Regions from separate parts of the Homo sapiens genome. Here region 1 is linked to region 2. A link is a loop called in an ENCODE intact Hi-C map of the cell type or tissue named here. Cell type or tissue: Caco-2. All regions are shown on one strand. Links, peaks and the distances in the headings refer to the core of each region. The heading gives the core; the rest is flanking DNA.

What was found. Peaks named below come from ENCODE experiments on the same cell type or tissue, not always from the same donor. Only the 100,000 strongest peaks of a DNase experiment are listed, where the experiment ranks them.
Region 1: it touches region 2 in a loop (8-fold over the local background); 2 of 110 quality-filtered maps call a loop at or near these places.

The regions. Positions count from the first base shown.
Region 1 is chr12:21,814,819-21,822,849 of GRCh38, forward strand. ABCC9 (ATP binding cassette subfamily C member 9) reads right to left here. Exons shown (of 40, transcript NM_020297.4): 32 at 3,332-3,433; 33 at 2,369-2,489; 34 at 945-1,075. The region is part of intron 2 of KCNJ8-AS1 (KCNJ8 antisense RNA 1); the gene reads left to right. Among named protein-coding and RNA genes, the nearest start is that of KCNJ8, 44 kb to the left of the region's middle. In Caco-2, for the core only: no CTCF peak of the experiment used is centred there; a DNase peak (open chromatin) is centred at 4,683.
Region 2 is chr12:21,694,364-21,702,394 of GRCh38, forward strand. All of the region lies in intron 1 of KCNJ8-AS1 (KCNJ8 antisense RNA 1), which reads left to right. Among named protein-coding and RNA genes, the nearest start is that of KCNJ8-AS1, 36 kb to the left of the region's middle. In Caco-2, for the core only: CTCF peaks have their summits at 3,661 (motif pointing right) and 3,860; no DNase peak of the experiment used is centred there.

The DNA of each region.
Region 1 (8,031 bases), core at 1,870-6,869, 120 kb after region 2:
CTGTAATTATGTTTAAATAATTACATTATAGTTATCATTTTTTCTTAGATCTACATTATGAATTATTCTCAAGATAAAAACAGGCTGGGCACAATGGCTCACACCTGTAAACCCAACACTTTGGGAGGCTGAGGCGGGTAGGTCACTTGAGGCCAGGAGTTTGAGACCAGCCTGGGCAATATTGCAAAAACCTGTCTCTACAAAAAATACACAAATTAGCTGGATGTGGTGGTGTGTGCCTGTAGTCCCAGCTACTCAGAAGGCTCAAGTGGGAGGATGGCTGGAGCCCAGGAGGTCGAGGCTGCAGTGAGCCGTGATCACACCACTGCACTCCACCCTTGGTGAAAGAACAAGACCCTGTCTCAAAAAATAAAAAATAAAAATATAAAAACAGTTCTCACCAAATCTTCAATGATTTCATTCTATTTATTTTTATTTTCATGTGATTGCCTTGTTTTTTCTTCATGGTTTTTTTTTTTTTTTGCATTTAGTATATTGTTGGACTAACAAATAATTATTCCATGTTATCTAAGAAGTGATAGTTTTATAACAAAAAGTAGAATGATTCCATTTTCTTCTGCCCACTTGTTCTTTTTACAATAACTAAAAGAAGTCATTTGGGGACTAGAGTTATTATGAATGCAAAGATTCCCAAGGGGATGGCTATTATGGCCAGGAGTCAGAAGACAGAAATTTTTAAAAACATGCCTATTGTTGACTTTTCTGATCTCCATGGGAGACTAGTGAATTACAATATGACTTGGAGAACATGTACTGTAGTCTGATCCTATCTCTCCCTTTTTTCTTTTATGCAGATAATTTGACCTACATCAGGTAGGGAATATACTTACTTGGCTGGGAAGTATGAAGAGCTTAGGTAGTAAAAAAGCAGACTCCCTCAGAGGTTTTATGTATACAACATATCAAATGCAGTGATTTCATACCTTTTGTCCAGGTTTGATGTAAGCCTTGACGTGCTTAAGAACAGGTTTCAGATTATTTTCATATCTGACACACAGATCATGTATCTTGATCTCCCCTTCTTGTGGCCAATGTTCTGGAACTTGAGAAGGATCTGGAGGATGGGATGGGGAAATAGACAGATAATAGGCAGATAGAGATTGATGTAGAAAGAAATGTATACATACTTAAATACATTTATACATATATATATATTTTTCTAAATTTAAAGTAATACTGAACCAAACTATGTGGCAGTTTTTTTTTTTTTTTTTTTTTTTTTTTTTTTTTTTTTTTTTTTTAGTTTAAATCACATTCAAATAAACACCTTTTGATTACGCACTTTTAAGACAGTTTTTTTCGTGTTTGTTTTTGGAGCCTTAACCATCATCATCTCTCCTTAGCATTCCGTCACTCAATTCTATTCAAAGTGGACAGAGATAGTTCATTTCTGAATTGATTTATTTGTTCAGTCAGTTGGTCATTAAACACTTAGGTGCTTTAAATGTGAGAGGTGCTGTACAAGGTGCTGGGAATATGGAGACGAAAGACACAGCTCAAGGTGCTTTCTGTGTCCTTGGGGAATTGTCCAGTAGGTCAGCACCTACAGTACTACATGGAGGCCCCATGATGAAGGCAAACCTACGGTGCTCTGGGAGCATGGATGGTGCTAACCTTGGAGGTCCAGGAGGGCTCCAAGAGGAAACAGTGCCTGAGATGAATTTTAAAGGATGGGAGATGGGGAAATTTATTTTAAATATATGTACATAGGAGAATAAAGAGGAAAAGAAAGCCTAGCATGTTAGTGTGGCCAGAGTAAAAGTGGTGCAGGTGGATGACAAGAAATGAGACATGAAAGATGGGCAAGGGTTGGCTAATGAAGGGGCTCATGGTCTTAGCTAAGTTTTCTGGATTTTGTCCTTGAAGAACTAGATGACTGTTGAAAAATTTAGGTAAAGGAATGCCTTTTAAGCTTGGAGATATGCATTTAATGAAGATTATTCTGTCCTCAGTATTGAATTTCCTGACAGTATTATCCTAGCAAAGTTGGGAATCTCAGTCCGTATTTTAAGATCCAAATTTCTTGACATCTAAGTTAATAACGTCTTGAGAAAGGGAATATAGTAGTTTATAGTTTAGGTCAGCAATTAATGTAATAAATCCCAAATATTTTCTCTTTAAATGTCATTAAATAAATATCTGTTTGGACTCTGGTTTTATCCAAGACTTTTCAGGCCTAAATAGTCACATCTTTTCCGGTGTACATAATCAAGCAAAGCCAAGATATGAGAGAGTTTTCTGGATACTGAAGTGGAAAGCAAAAGCAGAAACAACAATGTGCCCAACAAACACTAATATTTGTTTAAAATAAATATTTAAGTGAGACAAACAATATTTAGAGCAATACCCATTGTGCCTTCATAGTTCTCTGACTCCATAGTCAGGAAACTGTTCACCTTCTTCACTGCACCCATCTGGACCTCCAGGTCAGCCAAGTTCCTCACAACCCAATTCAAATAATTGGTTATCTGTGTCAGGTGATTAAAAAAATTGTTTTAAATAAATTAAAGTAAGAAGTTGTGGTTAATCACCGGAAATTTTGGAACGAGATAACTTGGACCATTAGTGTACATGTGTGATACAACTCATAAGTGCTACAGAATATTAGAGACCAAGGAGAATGTCATGCGATATATCAGCAAAGAAGGTGTCTGGTTCCTTCAAGGGTCCATAACTGTCACTATTTTGTGAACTGTCCTGATTTCCCTGCATGATGGATAGTGGTATACTCTTCTGTTTGCACTTATCTCATGTATATTCACATTCATTGTAGGCTAGTCCCCAGCTGGGTTGTGTACAACTCAGGACACGGATCCCAAACAGCTTGGAGAGTACTCTGACCACAAGATCTGAGAAGTTCTTAAAAATTGGTTCACAATGCTAGAAGTGAATCCAAACTGTCCCATAAAGCTGGGTTTGGGCCCCAATCTACTATTATTTGCAAGATGTAATCTTGTTATGAATTTAAACCTTTCCTCTAACGTCCATGAATAAGAGTTGGTAATAACTGTAGTAGACCCTCCAACACTGCACAAAATGAGATTTTTTTCCCTTTATTTCTTCTAAAAAAAATGGATACATACGCAGAACATGCAGGTTTGTTACATAGGTATACGTGTGCCATGATGGTTTGCTGCACCTATTGACCCACCCTCTAAGTTCCCTCCCCTCACCCCCACCCCCCAATAGGCCCTGGTATGTGTAATTCCCCTCTCTGTGCTCATGTGTTCTCAACATTCAATTCCCATTTATGAGTGAGAACATGCGGTGTTTGGTTATCTGTTCCTGTAATATTTTTATCCATACCTACCGTAAGTGCATACAGAAGACCCAAGCCTACCAATCCAGAATTCGAAGACCCACTAATGGATGCTATAGATGCAGTGAGGACAATGCAAGCTCCCAGATAATCCTTTGAAAAAGCAAGAGAAAATGTTAAAAGGTTACTCCCAAGTTCTTAAACCAAGTTCAATCAATTTACAGAGGTGATCACTAAGAGAATACACATCATTCCATGTGTGTCCTGTTAAGTTTCAGAGGAAGAATACCTAAGATGTAGAAGAATAATAGCTTGCAATATTAGAGCTGGAATGGAGAGTGAGTCCATGCTCTCACTATATATATCTATATCTATATCTATATCTATCTATATATATATCTATATATAACTATATAGATATATATATATGTGTGTGTGTGTGTGTGTGTGTGTGTGTGTGTGTGATATGGGTTCAGAGAAGTTACACATCTTGCCAGAAGTTAAGCTACAATTGGTGGCACAACAAGGATCAGATGTAGGGTTTACTTTTTTTTTTTTTTTTTTTCCGACTTTCTACTGCATTATGTTGCCAGACAAGCAGTTATTTTTGGACCCGGTTTTCTAGCTCAGATTTCATGTGTGCTTATGTCAGGATTATGATTAGCTCCTTTGTGTTGTGTAGTGAGGCCCTTGCAGAAATTTGTCTGTGGTTAACTTGTTGGGATTTGTATTAGGTTGATGCAACAGTAATAGCAAAACCCACAATTACTTTGGCTCCAACCTACTATTTGAACTTTTTGTCAACTACCTGGCTCAGAGTCTGGGACACTAAACCTACAGATTTCATGTAAATAAGAATAAGCACTATGCTTGCTCAGACAATACAAGTATGGACATGTCTTAATGTATTTAAATAGTGTATGATTCAATTATAAACTCTTTTCCAAAATTAAAACAATTCTTTAATAACAGCCATAGATTCAAATAAAAGATGGGAACATCTGTCCATTTCCTAACGCTTTCTTTTTATCTCATTTCCCAGCGTTCTTAGGTATTGTTCTGTCTCATCATTCAAAAAAGAAATTCTAAAAACTTCTCATGTTAATGTGTCACACATCCCCAAAGCAGGTAGAATTTCAGATATGCTCACTTTCTAGAATTATCTCAAGTCTCATTCCACTGATAAACTCCTTCTCTAGATAGATTTGTCTCTGGTGCCTCAAAAAAAATCTCACAACTAGATGATAACACATTAATGACAGTAATGGAATGTTGAACATGCTGAAGTCAAAGAATGAAGATGTTTCTCAAATGACCTCACATGTGTACATTCCTGTCTCTTTTAAAAACAGCTCGAAAGATCAAACTGTTGGAGAACAACCAATGATCCCAGCCTTGGAAACAAAATCTGGGTTCAGACACTGACCTTGCCCGTTACTAGTTAATGAGCTCAGACAAGCAACTTAAAACCCTCTGAGACTCAATTTCTTCCTTGAAAAATAGAAATGATGTTTAATTCACAAGGATTTTTAAAGGAATAAAAATGTTAAATACCAGTTAGATTTCTCCATCTCCACATACCAGAATGTCTTTTTTTTTCCCTTTGGATAATTTTCAGATGTTTAAAGCAAACTTAAAAATGTGTATGCATCATAAAACATCAAAGGTTAAAGCAGGCACTAAAATTTAATTCCATATTGATGCTCATGATCTTTACAAAGATTAAAGGAAAAAAAATCACATAGAGTTAATCCTTTGAGGCAATAAATTCCACAGAGGTAGTAAATACTTTTTTGATTGCCTCTTCTGATGTATCCTTTTGTTAACAACTTGCCACACCCCTACTAGACTGTTCTTTCTCTTTTCCTCTTTATTTGAATTAACTACATGGATGCAGAGAATAACCAGTCTGGGCTGTTCTTCTGCAGTTTATACATGCCAAAGTGCTCCCAAATACTTCTAAAATATTTACAGCAATATGAATTTTTTCCTTTCAGCCAGTTTGTGTAAAGTTAATACTTTCAAATTTATGTTATACATTTGGATTTCCATATTATTTTTTCTAAAAGTCTCATAGAGTTTCTGTAATAAGTTGCAGAAAGTAAATTAGTACCAGAAAATCCTTCCAGCAAGGTATGTCTGGCTTGACATTAAAAAAAATATGTCATCTGGCTTCTGAGAAATTTCTGTGAGTGGTGTATATGTTAAGAGTTTGAGGCAAGGTACTTCTTTCATTAACTTCTATTCTCTACCTCCTGCCAGCTGACTTCATCCATCCATTCATACATTCTTTAAAAAATGTAAGTCAGGTCATATCACTCCCCTGTTTAGAATTAACAGTGCCTTCCTATTATACTTACAATACATTCAAACTCAGATGGGTGACAAAGCCTTATATATATAGCCTATATATATATATAAAACCTTATATATAGGCTCTCATCTATATATATAGCCTTATCCAGACTATATGTCTGGATTTTGTACCCTGTCTACTCTGACCTCATCTGAGATTACTTTCCTGCTCCTTCACTGTACTCCAACCACACTAGCCTTTTTCCTATTCTTGGGAATACATCAACTTTGTTTCTGCCAGTGACTGCCTGAAATGCTTGTCGGTAGGTCTCTGATACCTGGCTCCTTCCCATCATTTGAGGTTCAACTCAAACATCACCTCCTTGGAAAAGTCTTCCTTTCTTGGTTCCTAACTCCAGCCCTGTGGCTCTTCTCTTTCCCATTGTCCTGTTTTATTTTCCTCAAAGCACTCCGAAGTGTATGAAATTATCTTATTTGCTTATTTGTTTACATGGTTATTGTCTATCTACTCTCATTAGAATCTACGTTCCATGAGGACAGGGTCTTTGAATTTTTACCATTATTATCTCCAGCAATAGGAATAATGCTAAATACATTGATTGTAAAGCTTCAGTACTTGTTTGTGGAGTAAATGACTAGATAAATTCACCCCTTCATAAAACATTCACTGAGTTTTTCTATGAGCTGACTATTTTCCAACTTAGGACTTCTCCCGACTTTTCTTTTAGGATTTGTATGAATCATTTAAGTCTCTACCAATCTCATTTCCAGATTTTAAGAGCTGAACATGTAAAGATACTACAAGCATACATTTTTTGATAAAGTGGGAAGTCCAACACCGAGTTTTATAATCTTTTAACTCCCATGTCCATTTAGAACTGTAATATGACTGTCTCTTAAAAAGCTTTGCTATGTTTAAGTGTTATGAGTTATTTCCTTTTCTAAAGTGAAAAGTACTTTTACCTAAGCCATGAATTTCATCATTCAGTTCCAAATTATTATATATATGTATATATTTTACTATTTTAATTGTGGGAAAAAAACTCACAAAATGCTGTTGCTGTGTTTTTTATAAAGAACAGATTTGGACAAAATAGAACAAGGTCATAGCTGACTGAAATATCAAAAATCACTGGGTCTAAATAAATGGAAATTAAACAGTAGGAGTAATATGAATATAAATATAATAAAGGAAATGTAAAACATTATGCAGTCAATTTCTCGCTATTGAGTTTAGTTTACTATGGAAATCTTTGTATTCTATATTGGGCTCCTGAATTCACCCACTGTAAAGAATGACATGGTAGATTTGATTAGAAGATAATTTAAACTATTTTCCATTGAATTAAAATGATAATTCTGGTAACAGGTAGGTAGTCTTATTCTGGCAAAAGGGCCAGCAAAAGAAGTGAAAACAGATGATGGGAGAAAAAGGAGAAGACTCATCAATAAGTTGTAGTCAATATATATTTTCTGGGCCCCTTTCACGTGGTTAATGTTTTCAAAACTACTTGTATAATTTTCAATATGATCACTAGATATTATTAGTTATTAGGCCAGCAATCCAAATATGCTCAAATTCATATATTAAAATGTTTTAGAAATATTATTTTTGACCCGGTCTTCAGCAAAAGAAAGGCATAGCTTTTTGAGGTACATTTTATAGCAAAAATTTTCAGAAGAGGAACTGATTTTCAAAATCTACAATCAACTAAATTCAAATAGATATTATAGCTTGAAAGCCAATATATCTGTAGTTTAGTATGTATAACAAAGTTATTTTATTATAAAAATATTTTTAAACTTTCTTTTTAAAGAAAAAGTCATTCAGGCTGTCTTTTAATTTTACTAACTAGATACTTTCCAGCTCACTGCTGGATTACTACCACTGCTAAAAACTGTTTTTTTTTTTTCTAAAGTACTGGAAATATTTTAGAGACTACTGATCAGAATTTTATCTTGATTTGCATAAGGGATGAAGCTCCTTTGTGTACTACACTTTTCAAAAAATATTCAGCAAAATCACTAAATTTCAATCACTTCTCTTCAAATATTACAGTAGTATAGAAATGTGAAATTAATAGCTAACATAAAAGCTTTTGTGGCCAGGTGCAGTGGCTCATTCCTGTAATCCCAGCACTTTGGGAGGTCAAGGCGGTCAGATCACGAGGTCAGGAGATCGAGACCATCCTGGCTAACACAGTGAAACCCCATCTCTACACAAAAATTAGCTGGGTGTGATGGCAGGCACCTGTAGTCCCAGCTATTCGGGAGGCTGAGGCAGAAGAATCACTTGAACCCGGGAGGCAGAGGTTGCAGTAAGCTGAGATCATGCCACTGCACTCTAGCCTGGGCGACAGAGTGAGACTCCGTCTCAAAAAAAAAAAAAAAAAAAGCTTTTGTTAGGTCTCCGATGTTCACTTCTTTTACTGTTA
Region 2 (8,031 bases), core at 1,607-6,606:
GAGTGGCTAGCTTCTTCAGTGTTTCGCTGCTCACATCTCTGGGGGAGCATACAGATGGGCAGGATGTGGGGCTTCGACCCCATGGCAGTGTCTAGGGGTGAATTTTTACAGCTCCTGAAGCCCCAGTGAGTGTGTGCTACTGGGGGCTCTTAGTTTTGCTGTCTATAGGCAGCTTGTGTTAATCAGCTCAATTAGACACTCTGCCTCGTGGCAAGGACAGAGGCCTTTCTGTATCCCGGGTTCTTGCCTTGGTGTGCCTGAAGAATCGGTTCACACGTGGGCTTGAAGAATGAGTGCAAGGTTTTACTGAGTGGAAGTAGCTCTCAGCAGATGAGGGAGCCAGAAGGAAGATGGTTTTCCTCTGGAGTTGGGCTGCTGGATGGCCTGGGCGCTCTCCTCCGACTGCCCCAGCCAAACTCCGTGTCAGTCTGCCAGTCGGTTGGTGGCTTGTTGGCCTGCTGGTGCTTGTCGGTGCGTTCCTCTCAATGTCCAGCCACCTGCGTGTTCCTCCAGTGATGTGCTCCTCTCGATGTCCAGCCGTTTGTGTGTCTGCCTGTTAGGGTGTTGGGGGTTTTCATAGGCATAGGATGGGGGAGTGGCACGCCAGGGTGGTCTTGAAAAATGCAACATTTGGGCAGGAAAACAAAAATGCCTGTCCTCACCTAGGTCCCTGGTCACAAGGCAGGTGGTGGAGTCCTAGTCAGGGACCACGCCCTTCCCTATTTCCGTATCATTTAAAGGGCCCACACCAGCACTTCCCTTCCCAGCACTTCCCTTCCCCACTTCCGTATCAATAGCAGGGGTGGGATTCTTAGGACATCAGTGCTCACGGGAGTGGGACAGTGGTTTAATAAATAATATTATCTTTGGAGATAGACACATACACACACATACCACACACTCAAGCACCAGGTAAGTGAATAATGTTTCATTCAACCTTGTTTTCTCATCGCATTGATGAGAAAAAATATCGCTTCTTCCTACGGCCACTGTCGTGTGAACCTTGAGTATTCTCCCCATGTCTGCATGGGTTTTCTCTGGGTACTCAAATTTCCTCCCACATCCCAAAGATACGCACATTCAGTGAATTAGCATGTCTAAATGGCCCCTGTCTGAGTGAGTGTGAGTGTGTGTGCCTGAGTGTGCCCTGTGATGGGATGGCGGCCTATCCAGGGTGGGTTTCTGACTGGTGCCCTGAACTGCTGAGACAGACTCACCCACCTACAACCCCGAGCTGGAATAAATGGGTAGATAATTATCCTGCTTGAGTATATTAATAGTTAAAAAATGTATATATAGTTCAAATATTTTTCTATGTTTAATATTAGAAGTGCTTTGGCTCTTTATTTAGAAGTCTGGTGATGTTTTTGTGACCAGAAATTTGTTGTAGGAACTGAATCTTATTTATATCAAGTAGCTGGTGGTAAAATTGGTTTTGTTATATGTCGTTTTGTTTAAACTTTTGTTTAACAAGCAATAGGTTCAAAGAACCTATTTAAGATATAAAGTGAGGAATTAATGTGTGTGTGTGTGTATATATATATATTTTGTAAAATCACTGCCTTTTTAAAGGGTAATTTGGGAACATTTTTATCATTCCTCGGAACGAAGGATAAACATTCCTTTCCTTAAAAATAACATTGGAACATCATTTTCCAGAAATATAAGAATTCTCTCACAGTGGTTGCTATTTTACTTTTCAATGACTTGCCAAAACTAGAAAGCAGAACATATAAAATTTCATCTGGAAATGATTTCTGGGACTTATGTGGTTTTTGTGCTGCTATTCTTTTTTGTGTGTTTTTATGTTAGGAAAAGTCATAGAAGAAGCCAAATTTGGTGTAGGAGCTGAATTAGTTACTGTGATTTACTAGAGATGGACAGGGACTGTGGCAGTCTTTGGCAGGCCTCGAGGAGCAAACTGACAAAGCTGTCATTTTCACATTTAGAATTTTCCATGTGTTCACTGCCAGCCTAGAAACCCCAGGAGCGTGGTGTCCCCTACATTTTCCAATATGTGAAGATGTTCTACCCAGATCTCTCATATGATTGATTCTACAGCCCATATAGAGTCTTGCCCTGTTATTCTAGAGTCACCATTCAGAGTCATCCAATATTCTGAAGAGCTCTTTTCCTTTCATAAAGGCCTTTTCATATCGCTGAAAACAGTTAATCATCAATCTGCATTGAATATCCAGTATATAAAAGAGACTGAAATAATAAACGCCAACTTTTATTGAGTGCTTAACATGTCACAGGCATGATGCTAGTTAAGCTCTTTTCATGGATTATCTCACCTAATTTTCAAAAAGGTTTATTAGTATTTCAAAGGGGCAAAACTGAAGATCTGAAGCCTAGTACTTTTGCAATACTGTAAAGTTGCTAGTGGTAGAATGCTTTCTGATTTTGAAATCCACACTGTTAACCAAGAGACCACTTCATTAGCTAATGAGGGTTCTCTGGAGTTGCTAAAGGAAATGTCATTCATACTTTCTTGAGAGGAATGGATCATATTGCACAGGAAAGGGATGTAAGAACATATATGTATTGTTCTTACATCATATATGTGTGTGTACTAAAGCCCTGTTAGAATGATGAGCAAGGAAGGAATGAGTTTAACCTTTAAATTAGACTGACCTTGCTTCAAAACTTGGTTTCTCCACTCACTCCCAGTGCAGACTTAGATGAGTTATTCATTGCTCTGAGCCAAGTTTTCTCCACGCTTAAATAGGAATAATAATTCTCCAAAGTTTTTTTGAGAATTTGGAAATACTAATATGTGCATAAAATGATTGAAACAGTGTCTGACATATAGAAAGCAAACCCTAAAAAGTAATATATAGATAACCTTTGAGGCATTTTCAAGTCAGTGAATTTTTACGTTTGGCAAGGACCTGGGTAGTTGAAGAGGATAATATGATAGGCAATACAAGTGAAAATAAAAGAAAGCATAAAGACTTGAAAGCAGAAACAAACAAATGGTGTGTGTGTGTGTGCAACGTAAGAAAGTTTGATTTCCTATATAGAGAGTTTAGTATGCTGTGTAATGTGAGATCACATTGCTTAGTGTGTGATAGAAGCTTGGGTGTAATAGAAGCTTAGATATGATGGGAGCTGCTGTGGAATCCCCCTGCAGAGTCAAAGTCTGTCATGTTGAAACTCCACACTGTCAAAAGCAATGGTATCTTGAAGTTTGTCTGATTTAATTATGTTGACAACTTCCTAGGAAAGACACCTTCAGAGCCTGATAGAGGCAAGCAGGTGATGAGATGTCCGTTTTGTATGCTGTGCCCACCACATAGCATGATTGTAAATACTTAGTTCTCTTGAAATAACAACTGTGAAGGAGGAGTGCCATGGGGAGGTGAAACGGATGCAATGATCATTTAACTTTTTCTATGGTTCTTGGGCCTGAAAAGTAGGAACACCTCTATGTTCCTGGAAATTGAGAAAAAAAAAATGTGAATCAGAAGAGATCATATATTCCGTATTGCGACTACTCTGAGTCATATCAGTAACACAAACATTTGATAATCATTTCTTAATTAAACTTCTGAACATTTTTTGACATTTTATAAAACAATGCTTTTCCCAAACTAATTCTATTTTGAGCTATCAGAATGTATATCCTGTTTTCTTGCATTTTCACCACCAGATGGCAGTGATAACCTATTCATTCATTTCTTTCTCTTTTTTTTTTTTTTTTAATCGTTCTCTTGTTTAATGTTATTCTAGAAATGAACCAGTAGCTCTAAATTAAAAGTGATGGCCAAAAATTCCCACTTTATTTTCTACGACAAGTCAGCATGCTAGAGTCACAGTTCCCTTGTGCAAAGAAGTGAACAAAACGTGCATGGAGGGAAGCACAGGAAATATCGTGATTTTGTGTGAGAGCTGGAATGCCACTAAGTAATAAATGACTCTGGTAAATTGTAAAAGACTACCTTGGGTTGTGTATATTAAAAGTATATAAATTTCCGTGTGTGTTTGTGTCAGAGAGAGAGAGGTCTTTGGGTTTGGGGTAGAGGTTGTATAAATGTGACTTCAAAATGTCGCCTGTCATAGGCTACCCTTGTCACATTCTAGGGTTAACCCTGTTAAGGGTGAAAAAGTGAAGTTATCAAAAAATGAAGTGGGCCCTTACACAGCACAGATGTACATGACCTCGGTCTTTACTCCACTTAATCACCACTTCCTTACTCAGTTTGTCTTAATATTGCTTATTTCATTTTTCAGATATTTTCTGCAAGAATAGTTTTCTTGTTTAACTATCCTGGATTTACAAATACATGTTTCAGCTTGGAAAACAAAATTTTTTGTTTAACTTTTTGTATTTCGTAGCAATAGCAATGAAAATCTTCTAAAGATTGGGGGAAAAACCTATAATTTTTTTGGACACACTTCTTTAAACTTTGCTTGATGAGGCTGTTTTTAAATGAAACATTCACATGCAAAATTCAAGAGACCGGGAAAAATAGTCTGAAATTGATAAAGTTGTTTGTCCATTGTATTTTTAGTCAGGATTATCTGGACCATTTTTTAACATCTTGGAGTCGTCAGTTGATCTGGTTTTAGTTTCAGCTGAAAAGGACAATTTTCTGTTCTCCTTCAGTTAACCAAGACGTGGTCACAGACCAGGCAACACAGGTTTTGTCAGTGAGATACCATGGAAAGGAAAAGAGGCCTTATAATTATAATCAATAGGTCTGGGTTTGATGGTGTACTTTCAAAGACCACACATATGGCTGTGGGCATGTTTTTATCATGATCTATAAAATGGGGATAATAACGCCTATATGGGGTTCATTGAGATAAAGTCTATGATCTTTTGGCATGCACGCAATAGTCAATAGAGAGTTTTCTTTCTCTCTCAGTTTACCCCCTGGATAAAAGTAGGTTGATTCTGGCTTAAGTTACAAAGAGGAAAAGCTGTGTCTTCCACATTTGTTTCTTCCAGAAGTTTACTCCATAACCATCCACTTCCATGCCTTTCTTTGGTCTGGAATTTTCCTGATGATAAGCTAATGGGGAAAATAATTTTTTATTCTTATGCTTTTTGCAGCCTTTTAAAACACATAATATGCATCTAGAAGTTAAGCTTCTTTACTTAATTGAATAAGAAACAACATTACAAATGAATGCAACATAGTGAAGATTAAATAAGGTAATTAACAGGTCGGTGCTTTGAAACGTTTATTCTGTTATAGGATTGGAAGGATGTAAGAGCATGCTTTAATATAGAAGGTTTCTAAAAGCCTATGTCTTAAAGGGGCCTCTAAGATCCATCTCCACTAAAGAGCTTCCAACTCTGATATATATTTCTGATATATATTTCTGAGCAGATATGGTAATTGGCCTTTATGTTCTGGAATGACACAGATTTCCAAAGGCAGGCAACATTCAGTCTTTCCTACAGTTTCGGCATTGACTGATTGATATTTTATTTTCAAATAGCTTTATACTTTATTTTTGAAATAGAGGATAATGTTCCTATGGAATCTTGGCATCCTGAAGGAATAACTTGTGTTTTAAAAATTTGCTTGGGGACATTGTGGTGTTTAGGAACTCAAAAACCACATGGCACTTTGACAAACCTGTGCAATCAAACCATATTTGTTCAATGAAAGCTTTGGGTTGCCTTATTCTAGAATGTTGAATGCTCAATAGCTTCCTGACTTTGATGTGGTGAAGTTGGAGAATTTTTCATGTGGGGAGTAGTAATCACTTTCTATCTTGCAATGGTGGTACAGGAATTTGTTTTTATGGGAGATGTTCCCTTTCATCCAGGAGTTTCCCAATGCTAATGTTGGATGAGAAGCTCTGAAATCCAGTGAAGGAACCAAAATGCAGTACAGTTCTTCCCTAGTAGCTAAAGGGGGTTGGTTCCAGTACCCTCCACCCCTTGTGGATAACAAAATCTGTGGATGCTCAAGTCCCTTATACAAAATGGCATAGTATTTGCATACAACTGTGCACATCCTCTTGTATATTTTAAATCATCTCTAGATTACTTATAATACTTAATATCATGTAAATGATGTATACATAGTTGTTATACTATGTTGTTTTAAAAATTTGTATTATTTTATTATTGTATTGTTATTTTTTATATTTTTGTCCACAATATTTTCAATCTGAGGTTGGTTGAATCTGAGACATTGGAACCCATGGCTATGGAGGATTGACTGTACCTTCAGACTGAAGCATTAAGTGTACTATTTAGTAATAGTAATTGTATCTATTGGCTGAACTTTGTTTCTGCAAAGTTAGAAATCCTCCCTACCCCATATTTTGATTTATGTAGCCTAAGGCCTCTTTGTTTTAGATAGGTGTGTAGATGCTTCCCTCCCCCAAGAATTTATTCACAGGAGATGGGAAGCTGAGACTCTGTTATCACTGACGGATGCAAAGACTGTTCATCATTTTATGAGGGAAGCCAGAGAAATGAGATGGACTGGGCTTAGTGGAAAAGAACCTTAACATTTGTCCTTCGCAAGGAGTTACGTGCAATTGACATTTGTGATTGTCTTGTCGGGAGCATGTAGCCAGAGACTCCTGTGGGAAGAGATGCGCAAGAGAGAAAATATTGATAGATATGAATGTAGACACACATATACATATACCATAGGCATATCTGTATGTACATACAAAATAGTTTATCAGATCTTACTGATATATTTCCAATTAAAATTAGGGAAAGAGATGTGTGTGTCAGGGATTGTTTTTACTTTAACTACAACTACTTTCTTCTGTATCAAGAATCTTGGTTCCCATGAATGCAGGAGATAATAAAATTAGAATTTCCCGTAATTATTACTTTATCCCATGTTATAAACAGAATAGTCTTAAAATAACCATACCAAAATCTCCACCATGAAAAATTACTGAGAATTGTTCAAATATATTTTGCATATTCTACACATTATGTCAATTTTTTATAACTTCACTACTTTGCTTAAATATAAAACCATTATATATTATACTCTCTTCCTTTAATCTTCACTTCATCTGGCTCTACAAGTAACTATATGTTTAATACTCCTCTTCAGTCCTCATACCGATAATTTTCTATTCATTTTGGTTGTCTAAAGTACCTACCATAGTAGATTCCTAAGGAGGAAAATAGAAACAACATTCCTTCAGTTTTTGCATGCTGATAAAAATTCATGTGTGCCCTTTATACTTGAAGGTAAATTTTGTTGGACATAAAATCCACGGCATACATACATATGTATGTATCTTCAAGTTTATTCTACTTTTTTCTGGGATAATACATTGCTGTCCAGAAGTCTGATGATAATATAATTTTCTTTCCCTTATGTCATTTTGTCTTTTTTGTACATTGATGTTTTGTGTGGACATAAACTGCACATGTTTAAAAGGTATGTGGTAGGCAGCATTCTACGATAGTCCCCCAAATTTCTACTCCTGAGAGTGTACACCCTGTATAATCCTCTCTGTTATGGACCGAATGTTTGTGGCCCTCCTGTTCCAATTCAAACATTGAAGCCCTAACCCCCAATGTGATAATATTTGGAGACAGAGCCTCTGGGAGATAATTAGGATTAGATTAGGTTATGAGGGTAGGGCCTTTATGCAATGCCACGATCTCGGCTCACCACAACCTCCGCCTCCTGGGTTAAGCGATTCTCCTGCCTCAGCCTCCCGAGTAGCTGGGATTACAGGCATGCAGCACCACACCTGGCTGATTTTTTTGTATTTTTAGTAGAGACGGGGTTTCTCCATGTTGGTCAGGCTAGTCTCGAACTCCCGACCTCAGGTGATCTGCATGCCCCAGCCTCCCAAAGTACTGGGATTACAGGCGTGAGCCACTGCACGCCTGTAAGGTGGGTTTTTGATGAAGTCAATTTCCATGTTGTGAGATGGCTACGTGACAAGAACCTGGGGGCAAGCTCTAGGAACTGGAGAATCCCTAGCCAGCAGCCAGCAAGATAATGGGGATCTTAGTCCTACAACCACAAGTCATTGAATTCTGAGACCCCTAAGTCTCAGATGTGATCACAGCCCTGG